Linked DNA regions of Homo sapiens: region 2 is linked to region 1. Evidence: read pairs that join two places in POLR2A ChIA-PET (ENCODE). Cell type or tissue: B cell. All regions are shown on one strand. Each heading gives the region's core, and the rest is flanking DNA. Links, peaks and the distances in the headings are about the cores only. Region 1 overlaps PPM1N (protein phosphatase, Mg2+/Mn2+ dependent 1N (putative)). Region 2 overlaps GPR4 (G protein-coupled receptor 4).

What was found. Peaks named below come from ENCODE experiments on the same cell type or tissue, not always from the same donor. Only the 100,000 strongest peaks of a DNase experiment are listed, where the experiment ranks them.
Region 2: POLR2A ChIA-PET joins it to region 1 with 5 read pairs; 14 of 35 experiments call an interaction of 5 or more read pairs at or near these places.

The regions. Positions count from the first base shown.
Region 1 is chr19:45,499,970-45,504,353 of GRCh38, forward strand. PPM1N (protein phosphatase, Mg2+/Mn2+ dependent 1N (putative)) reads left to right here. Exons shown (of 5, transcript NM_001080401.2): 2 at 1-97; 3 at 487-592; 4 at 681-741; 5 at 2,048-2,544. The coding sequence ends at 2,116. It overlaps LOC107985314 (a long non-coding RNA gene), which reads right to left. Exons shown (of 2, transcript XR_007067269.1): 2 at 841-1,578. Among named protein-coding and RNA genes, the nearest start is that of PPM1N, 3.7 kb to the left of the region's middle. In B cell, for the core only: no CTCF peak of the experiment used is centred there; DNase peaks (open chromatin) are centred at 2,242 and 2,599.
Region 2 is chr19:45,589,426-45,593,809 of GRCh38, forward strand. It overlaps GPR4 (G protein-coupled receptor 4), which reads right to left. Exons shown (of 2, transcript NM_005282.3): 2 at 339-3,272. The coding sequence starts at 2,441. The coding sequence ends at 1,353. Among named protein-coding and RNA genes, the nearest start is that of OPA3, 6.8 kb to the left of the region's middle. In B cell, for the core only: a CTCF peak has its summit at 1,670; a DNase peak (open chromatin) is centred at 1,766; H3K27me3 peaks cover 2,471 bases.

The DNA.
Region 1 (4,384 bases), core at 239-4,238:
TGCATCCTGGTCTGCTTCCCTGGGGCCCCTAGGCCTTCTGAGGAGGCGATCAGGAGGGAGCTAGCACTGGACGCAGCCCTGGGCTGCAGAATCGCTGGTGAGCAGACTCTGGGGGCCCAGCTGGAGGGGTGGTTGGCCAGTGAAGGCTGTGCCATAACTTTTTCTTTTTTTCTTTTTTTTTTTGAGATGGAGTCTTGCTCTGTCTCCTAGGCTGGAGTGCAGTGGCGTGATCTTGGCTCACTGCAACCTCTGCCTTCCGGGTTCAAGCGATTCTCCTGCCTCAGCCTCCTGAGTAGCTGGGATTACAGGCATGCACAATCACACCCAGCTAATTTTTGTATTGTTAGTATAGACGGGGTTTCACGATGTTGTCCAGGCTGGTCTCGAACCCCTGGCCTCAAGTGATCCGCCCGCCTTGGTCTCCCAAAGTGCTGGGATTACAGGCGTGCGCCACTGTGCCCAGCCTAACTCTTGACTCTTTCTCAGAACTGTGTGCCTCTGCTCAGAAGCCCCCCAGCCTGAACACAGTTTTCAGGACTCTGGCCTCAGAGGACATCCCAGATTTACCTCCTGGGGGAGGGCTGGACTGCAAGTGAGTTGGGGTGAGGAAGGGTGGGGTGGAATGAGGGTGGGGTGGAAGGAGGAGAGTCCCCTCCTGAGGGCCTTCCTGTGCTCTCCAGGGCCACTGTCATTGCTGAAGTTTATTCTCAGATCTGCCAGGTCTCAGAAGAGTGCGGAGAGGTAAGGATCCTGTGTTCTCCAGTGTTTCTCTTAGGAGGGGACGCCCCCCCGCCCACCCCTCTTAGTGACAGGGAAATTGAAGCCAGTGAGGATAAGGGATTTGCCTGATATATTTTATTCCTCTTTTCTCTTCTTTCTTTCTCTTTTTTTCTTTTCTTCCTTCCTTTCTTTTCTCTCTCTCTTTTTTTTTAGACTGGGTCTCACTATGTTGCCCAGGCTGGTCTCAAACTCCTGGGCTCAAGGGATCCTCCTGCTTTGGCCTCCCAAAGTGCTGGGATTACAGGCGGGAGCCACTGCAACCCAGCCAGCTTGCTATATTAATACATTCCTACTCCCAGCCCTGAAGCATTGTGCAAGGCATGAGGAGGGAGACGCAGATGCAGAGAAGAGACTGTGATTCCCCTCCAAGAAATGTGAGCCGGCAACGCTCTGCAGTGCCCCATCAGCCCAAGTGCTTCCCACATCCAAGAATAAGATGGAAACATTCAGGGAATGCTAATGACCAATTCTAAGGCCTAGACGCACAGCAGATACCATCAGGACATACATGAGTATGATCCAGGTCTTAGACAAGAGAAGCTGTAATGGGGCCCAGATAGCTAAGGAGAATTTGGAGATATCCAAAGATGTATAGTGGTGGACCAAGGCATGGAGTGGCATCAGGGAAGAAATGGGAGGGAGGAAGCTGGGTTTAGAGCCCCAAGGCCTTTGCATGGCAGAGGTGGGAGTTTGGTGATTATCATGTTGATGAGGGAGGATTGTTGACAATTTCTCAGTAGCTGAAGGAGGTATTTGTCAGTTTTCTTTGAGTCGTGAGAGATGGAAGCCCAATTCAAGCTGGGAAAACAAAACAGGGAATTTACTGGGCCATGTAATTGAAGAGTTTAGAGTCTTAAGGCATGGCTGCATCTAGTTGTCAGATGATGTCATCATGAATGGTCTCTTTTTATTTTCTCCGAGTTGGCTTCATTACCTTTCAGGGTCTCCTCCTAAGGTAGCGGAGACTTGCAGCTCCAGGCTTACACCCCAGCAGCCTGTCCTCCCCAGTGGAGAAAGTTTGCCAATTTCCCCGGAGTTGCAGCAGTGGTCTTTGGGGGCTGGTTCTCATTGGCCACACCAGGTCACATGCTGACCAGTCACTGTGTCTGATTGGCCAGGCTGGGGTCGCACTTGGGGTTGGGGTCCACTCCATTCAAACCTTAATGGATTGTGAGATGGGATATGGTGGTCCCTCAAAGGAAAAGGAAGAGGTGCCAGGAGACAAGACAGAATTTCTCATTACCTTCTCCCACATTTTGTGTTACAGAAGGGGCAGGATGGGGCTGGGAAGTCCAACCCCACGCATTTGGGCTCAGCCTTGGACATGGAGGCCTGACAGCTGTTGTCCTTTGGGGATCCTTTGCTTCTCTGGGGCCTCAACAGAACTAAAGAAGAAAACCGACCCTTTCCCCAACTACATGTACCAGCGGAAGGAAGGAAGGCCAATGTAGGAACCCAAAATGCTTATTTCTTCTTCTCTTACTTCCCTCTCACAGAAAAGTCTTACGAATGGGGAAATTCCACCAACATCCAGACCAAAAAGAAAAAAGCCCAAATCGAAAAAAAAAAAAAAAAAAAAAAAAAACAAAAAAACCCAACCAAATGTTTTTGAAATATTCAGAGCCGAACAGATTCTGAGAGATAACCCAGTCCAATAACCTCTTTCCTTCTTATTACTCATCTGTTTTTGAGGGGAAGTAGAGTTTTGATTATTAAACTTTATTTACATAAGTGATTCCAAATACATTTTCTTGTAAAAAACAAGAAGACATGTTTTGCCTAGTCTGTTAGCAAATACGTTACAGGGCACCTGCTGTGTGCCAGGTCTTAGCCTCACAGTCATGAACCAGGCTGACCCACCAAGATCCTTGCCACTGTGGGGCTGACCTCTTGGTCAGGAGACGCAGCAAACAAGGGAATCAATAAATAAAGTCATCTCGCCAGGCGCAGTGGTCCACATCTGTAATCTCAGCACTTGGGGGAGTCTGAGGTGGGAGGATCACTTGAGCCCAAGAGTTCGAGACCAGCCTGGGCAACATAGCAAGATGCAATCTGTAATTTTTTTTTTTTTTTTTTTTTTTGAGACGGAGTCTCGCTCTGTCACCCAGGCTGGAGTGCAAGGGTGCTCTCTCGGCTCACTGCAAGCTCCGCCTCCCGGGTTCATGCCATTCTCCCGCCCAGTCTGTAATTAATACTAAAAAAATGAAGTCATCTTGCACACTGACAAGTGTCACGAAGAAAATAAAACAGGAGGATGTGTTGAGAAAATGACTAGGGGAGCTACTTCGGGTTTTTTACTTTTTCCAATTTTTAAAATTTTGATTTATTTAATTCAGGTAGTTTTGAATGGGTAATAAATTCACTTGGTTTGAAATGCAAAGAGTGCAAGATGGCATACAATGAAGTCTTTCTCTATCCCTCTCACACTTCAGCCACTCAATTTTCCGTGGTGGGGGAGGTGGCTTTTGAAACAGGGGAATCAGGAAAGGTCTCTGAGGAGGGGACAGTTGAGCAGAGACCTGACAGAGAAGAGTCAGCTCCGCAAATACCCCAAAGAGTGTTCTAAGGCAGAGGGAACAATCAGTATGAAGGCTTAGAAGCAGGATAAAATTTCCCCCCTTTTTTTTTTTTTTTTTGAGACAGAGTTTTCACTCTTGTTGCCCAGGCTGGAGTGCAATGGTGCAATCTCGGCTCACTGCAACCTCCGCCTCCTGGGTTCAAGTGATTCTCCTGCCTCAGCCTCCCAAGTAGCTGGGATTACAGGCACGTGCCACCACACCAGGCTAACTTTTTGTATTTACTACAGACAGGGTTTCACCATGTTAGTCAGGCTGGTCTCGAACTCCTGACCTTAGGTGATCCACCCAACTCGGCCTCCCAAAATGTTGGGATTACAGGCATGAGCCAGCCACCAGGTCCGGCCAAATTTGGCATTTTCAAGACAGACTTGAGACCTCCCAAGTGCGGTGGCTCACACTTGTAATCCCAGCACTTTGGGAGGCCGAGGCAGCTTGATTCCAGGAATTCGAGACCAGCATGGGCAACATAGCAAAACCTTGTCTCTACAAAAAAAAAAAAAGATCTCTGTGACCACCAAATTAACCCCACACTCTCTATCTCACTGGTAACCCTTGCAATGAGTTTAAAGTGGACTTTTTACATGTATTAATATATGGTATTCTGGGTGTTTCCTTGATTTTTTTCATTCCCTTCGTATCTCTGGCAACTTTTTATCCACTTAATGGATGTTTTCATTCTATGTCACCCACGTCATTTACACACTTCATGCCACCCGTTTTTTTAAGAGACAAGGTCTAAGTCTGTATCCCAAGCTGGAGTATAATGGCGCAATCATCGCTCACCACAGCCTCGAACTCCTGGGCTCAAGCAATCCTCCTACCTCATCTTCCCAAGTAGCTGGGACCACAGATGGATGATACCACACCCAGTTAATTTTTTTTTTTTTTTTAGAGATGGGGTCTCGGCCAGGCGCAGTGGCTCACACGTGTAATCCCACCACTTTGGGAGGCCCAGGTGGGCAGATCTTCTGAGGTCAGGAGTTCGAGACCAGCCTGACCAACATGGAGAAACCCCATCTCTACTA
Region 2 (4,384 bases), core at 80-4,079, 89 kb after region 1:
TAGAGACGGGGTTTCACCATGTTGGCCAGGCTGGTCTCGAACTCCTGACCTCAGGTGATCCGCCCGCCTTGGCCTCCCAAAGTGCTGGGATTACAGGCGTGAGCCACTGCGCCCGGCCCAAAATTCAGACACTGTCTAACCCCAGAGCCCTTGCACCTGCAGTTCCCTCTGCCTGAAATGCTCTTCCCACAACAGCCACAAGGCTGAGTGCCGCCCATGCTTCAAGTCTTTGCTGGAAAGCCACCTCAGCAAGCCCTTCTCTGCCCTCCTCCAGATCAGACTCCAAGTCATCCTCTGTTCCCTCAACTGGCTTTACATAGAAAAATGTCCCCTTCCCATTTAGCAATTCCAAACATTACATATTTTTTATTTACTTGTGTATGGTGAGCCCTGTGAAGGCAAGGCCAGGCTGCCTCAGTCATTGTTGTGTCCCCAGCCCCACCCAGCACAGTGCCCTACATAAACCTCTGTTGAATGAATGAATAAATACCCTTTCTTCTTGTCCCACACCTTCTTCCCAAACCTTCTGGCATCACTCCTCCAGGCAGTCTGCCCTGATTGCCCTTCACTTGAGTTCTGACATTCTCCCTCTTCATCCTCAGTCTTGACTTGGAGATCGCTGTTTATCTAGAAACTTAGAATTGCGGTCTTATGTTCCCTGGCCTGTATGACCAGGGGCTTTGCAAACATAATGACTCTATATCGGCTGCATTTCTCCTTCCACTTTCCCCCGAGTCACAGACTTTTATCCACTTGTTGGAAAAAAAAAAATCTAACCTTCTCTATTTGTCTTTATTTTCTGGAAACCAAATGTTTGACTTAATTTATCTGGCCAGACATGGCGGCTCACATCTCTAATCTGAGCACTTTGGGAGGCCAAGGCAGGAGGATCTCTTGAGCCCAGGAGTTCAAGATCAGCCTGGGAAACATAGTGAGACTCCATTTCTACAAAAAGTACAAAAATTAGCCAGGCATGGTGGCTCACATTTGTGGTCCCAGCTACTCGGGAGGCTGATGTGGGAAGATCGCTGGAGAGCCCAGGAGGTGGAGGCTGCAGTGAGCCACGACTGCACTACTGCACTCCAGCCTGGGCAACACAGTGAGACCCTGTCTCCAAAAAAATATATTTACTCATCTCCTCCTTCAGGAGGCCCTCCACAATCGCCAAACTGTGATGGGATCTGGGAGCACAAAGGTTGACCAGTGACACACCAACCTCACTCTTCCTAAGTTCTTGTATTCTTATGAATATTAACACAGCCCTTTTTCCATACAATTTGCATACACCAGACCAGGAGAGAAGGGACTGTGGGATGAGAGGGGAAAACTGGGGATTCTGTGCCACTCGGGGTTCATTGTGCTGGCGGCAGCATCTTCAGCTGCACCTGGTCCCCCTGGGAGGGCGGAGTGGCCGCCCAGCTGCCAGTCATGGCTTTGGCTGTGCTGTTCCTCTTGGAGGTGAGTGGGGTCTCCAGGGTGAGCGAGGCATTGGCCATCTCCTGGGGCTTGTCGCTGGCCAGAAAGCGGAGCAGGTTGTGCAGGGCCTTGGCCACATCGCTGCGGGCGCCCTCGTTGACCAGGCAGTAGAGGATGGGGTCCGCCACACAGTTGAGGCTGGTGAAAGCCAGTGAGCTGTGGTATGCAGAAAAGACGCGCTCCTCGAAGCCGCAGTCCCAGGGGCGGCCCAGGTAGATGGCGCTGCGGGACAGCAAGAGCACGTGATAGGGCGCAAAGCAGACCAGCACGATGGCGATGAGGCTGAGGGCCAGCCGCTTGATCTTGGCCTTCTCCTGGCGCTCGGTGGACACGCTGCCCCGCACGGCCCGCAGGATGCCCCGGTACGACAGCAGCATGAGCGCCCACGGGAAGAGGAAGCCCACGAACACCCGATAGAGGTTCATCCAGGCCACCCAGCCTTCCATGGGGAACTTCTCAAAGCAGAAGGTGTGGTTGTAGCGGTCTCGGAAGAGCTCGTCATGGAACAGGGGCGCCGAGTTGGCGCCCAGCTCCGTGGCCCAGACCACGGAGCTCACGGCCACGGCGGTCTTGACGCGGCGCAGGCGGGCGAAGCGGAGTGGGTGGGCCACAGCCAGGTAGCGGTCCACCGAGATGCAGCACAGGAAGGCGATGCTGATGTAGATATTGGTGTAGAAGATGAACCCAAAGAGCTTGCAGGACCCGGGGCCGTGGATCCAGTTGTCGTGGTGCAGGAAGTAGTCCACCCACAGCGGCAGCGTGCAGATGTACAGCAGGTCGGCGATGCTGAGGTTCATCAGGTAGACGCCCAGCTCGTTGCGCTGTTGCACCTGGCGGTAGGCCGCCCACAGAGCCAGGCAGTTGGTGGGCAGCCCCACGCCGATGACAAAGATGTAGAGGGATGGCGGAAAGAGGTGGTCCACGCGCGAGTCCACGTGGCAGCCCTCCCACGTGTGGTTGCCCATGGTGGGCACTTCGGCTTCTGGGGCGCTTCCCCTGGCCCACGGGGGCTGTGGGGCCACAGGGAGCGGGAGGCCATGGGGCCCCCTGAGCCCCTTCCTTGGAGGCTCAGGGGAACATGGTGGGATGTGGTCTACAGGGAAGAGATGAGGTTGGGTAGGCTGGGCTGGGCTGGGAAGGGCAGAGCTTGAGAGGGAAAAGTTGGAGGAGGGATGGAATTATGACAGGAGGGAAGTCTGGAGGATGGTGAGATTAATAAAGAGGTTTTTCAAGGAGGTTATGTATGGAGTCAGTGTGTCAACGAGGGAGTATGGGGGTGACACAAAAATTGGTCTCCGGGAGTGTTTATGGAGGAGACGAAAGCATCGCTGGGCAATGGTGAGAAGGAGATGGTTTGCAGGGCAATTAGGAAGTATGTGTAGCCATATTGAAGTAATAATGGCGGGGGAATGTTCTAGAAGACACAAGAAATACATGAGAAAGTGTTGAGATAGGACACAGCGCAGTTAGGGAGTGTTGGAAAGTTCAGGCAATGTGGGTGGGAGTGCTGGCATTTCCTAGGACCCCAGAAAGCAACAGAGATAAGTAAGGTCACCAGTAAGGAGAAGGTTCTGGAAAAGGAGGTGTCTGGCACAGGGTGGACAAAGATAAAAGGCTCGGTCTGTGGACGGCAGGAAGGAGTCTTAGGAAACAGGAAGGAGGTGAGTAAGGTCTAGATCAGAGGTAAGTTTGGGGACGGAAGGGAAATTTCAATGGGGGCAGGGGAGGGACTCCAGACTGGTCCTGGTGGGGGCTGAGGGATTGGGATGAAGTCAGTTCACCGCTGACTGCAGTGCCTGTTGGGAGAGAGGACAGCAGTGAGGGAGTCATGGACACTCCAACCTTCTTCTCCCCACACTCCTCACCATAATTGCTGTGAACTGCAGAGACTGGACACCCCAACAATGCCTACTTCAGCCCCATCCTAAGCAACCACTCTCTGAAAACACAGATTTGAGGTGTCAGGCATATTTTCCCCTGACAGATATTAGAATAAAGACCCAACTCAGGCCGGGTGCAGTGGCTCATGCCTGTAATCTCAACACTTTGGGAGGCCGAGGTGGGAGGTTCGCTTGAGCCTAGGAGTTCAAGACCAGCCTGGGCAATGCAGTGAGACCCAGTCTCTACAAAAAATAAAAATAAAAATATTAGCCAGGTGTGGTGGTACATACCTGTAGTCACAGCTACTGGGGAGGCTGAGGTAGGAGGATCACTTGATCCCAGGGGATTCAGGCTGTAGTGAGCTATAATCACACCACGGCACTCCAGCTTGGGCAACAGAGTGAGACCCTGTCTCAAAAAAAAAAAAAAAAAAAAAGGTAGGGTGTGGTGGCTCGCACCTGTAATCCCAGAACTTTGGGAGGCCGAGGCAGGCAGATCACGAGGTCAGGAGTTCAAGAACAGCCTGGCCAACATGGTGAAACCCCATCTCTACTAAAAATACAAAAATTAGCTGGATGTGGTGGCACGTGCCTGTAATCCCAGCTACACAGGAGGCTGAGGCAGGAGAATTGCTTGAAACCAAAAGGCGGAGGTTGCAGTGAGCTGAGATCGCACCACTGCACTCCAGCCTGGGCAAAAGAGTAAAACTCTGTCTCAAAAAAAAAAGAAGAAAAGAAAAAAAAGAAAAAAAAAAGGAAAGAAAGAAAGAGAAAAAGGGAAAAAAATGACCCAACTCAGATTTTAGCATTTTCCTGCAGAATTCCTGTAAAACTGGCACAGGTATCATATCATGCTTCAGGAAATGCCAGACTAGTCTAACTCTATCATGTCACAGACAGGGAGAAGGGGCCCAGAGAGGCTGAGTCACCTCCCTAAGGATGCACAGCATGGCAGCAATAGGGCCAGGGCTGGGGCCAGCCTCCCACTCCTTACCCAAGAATCCCATTCTTGTCAACAAGGATAATAA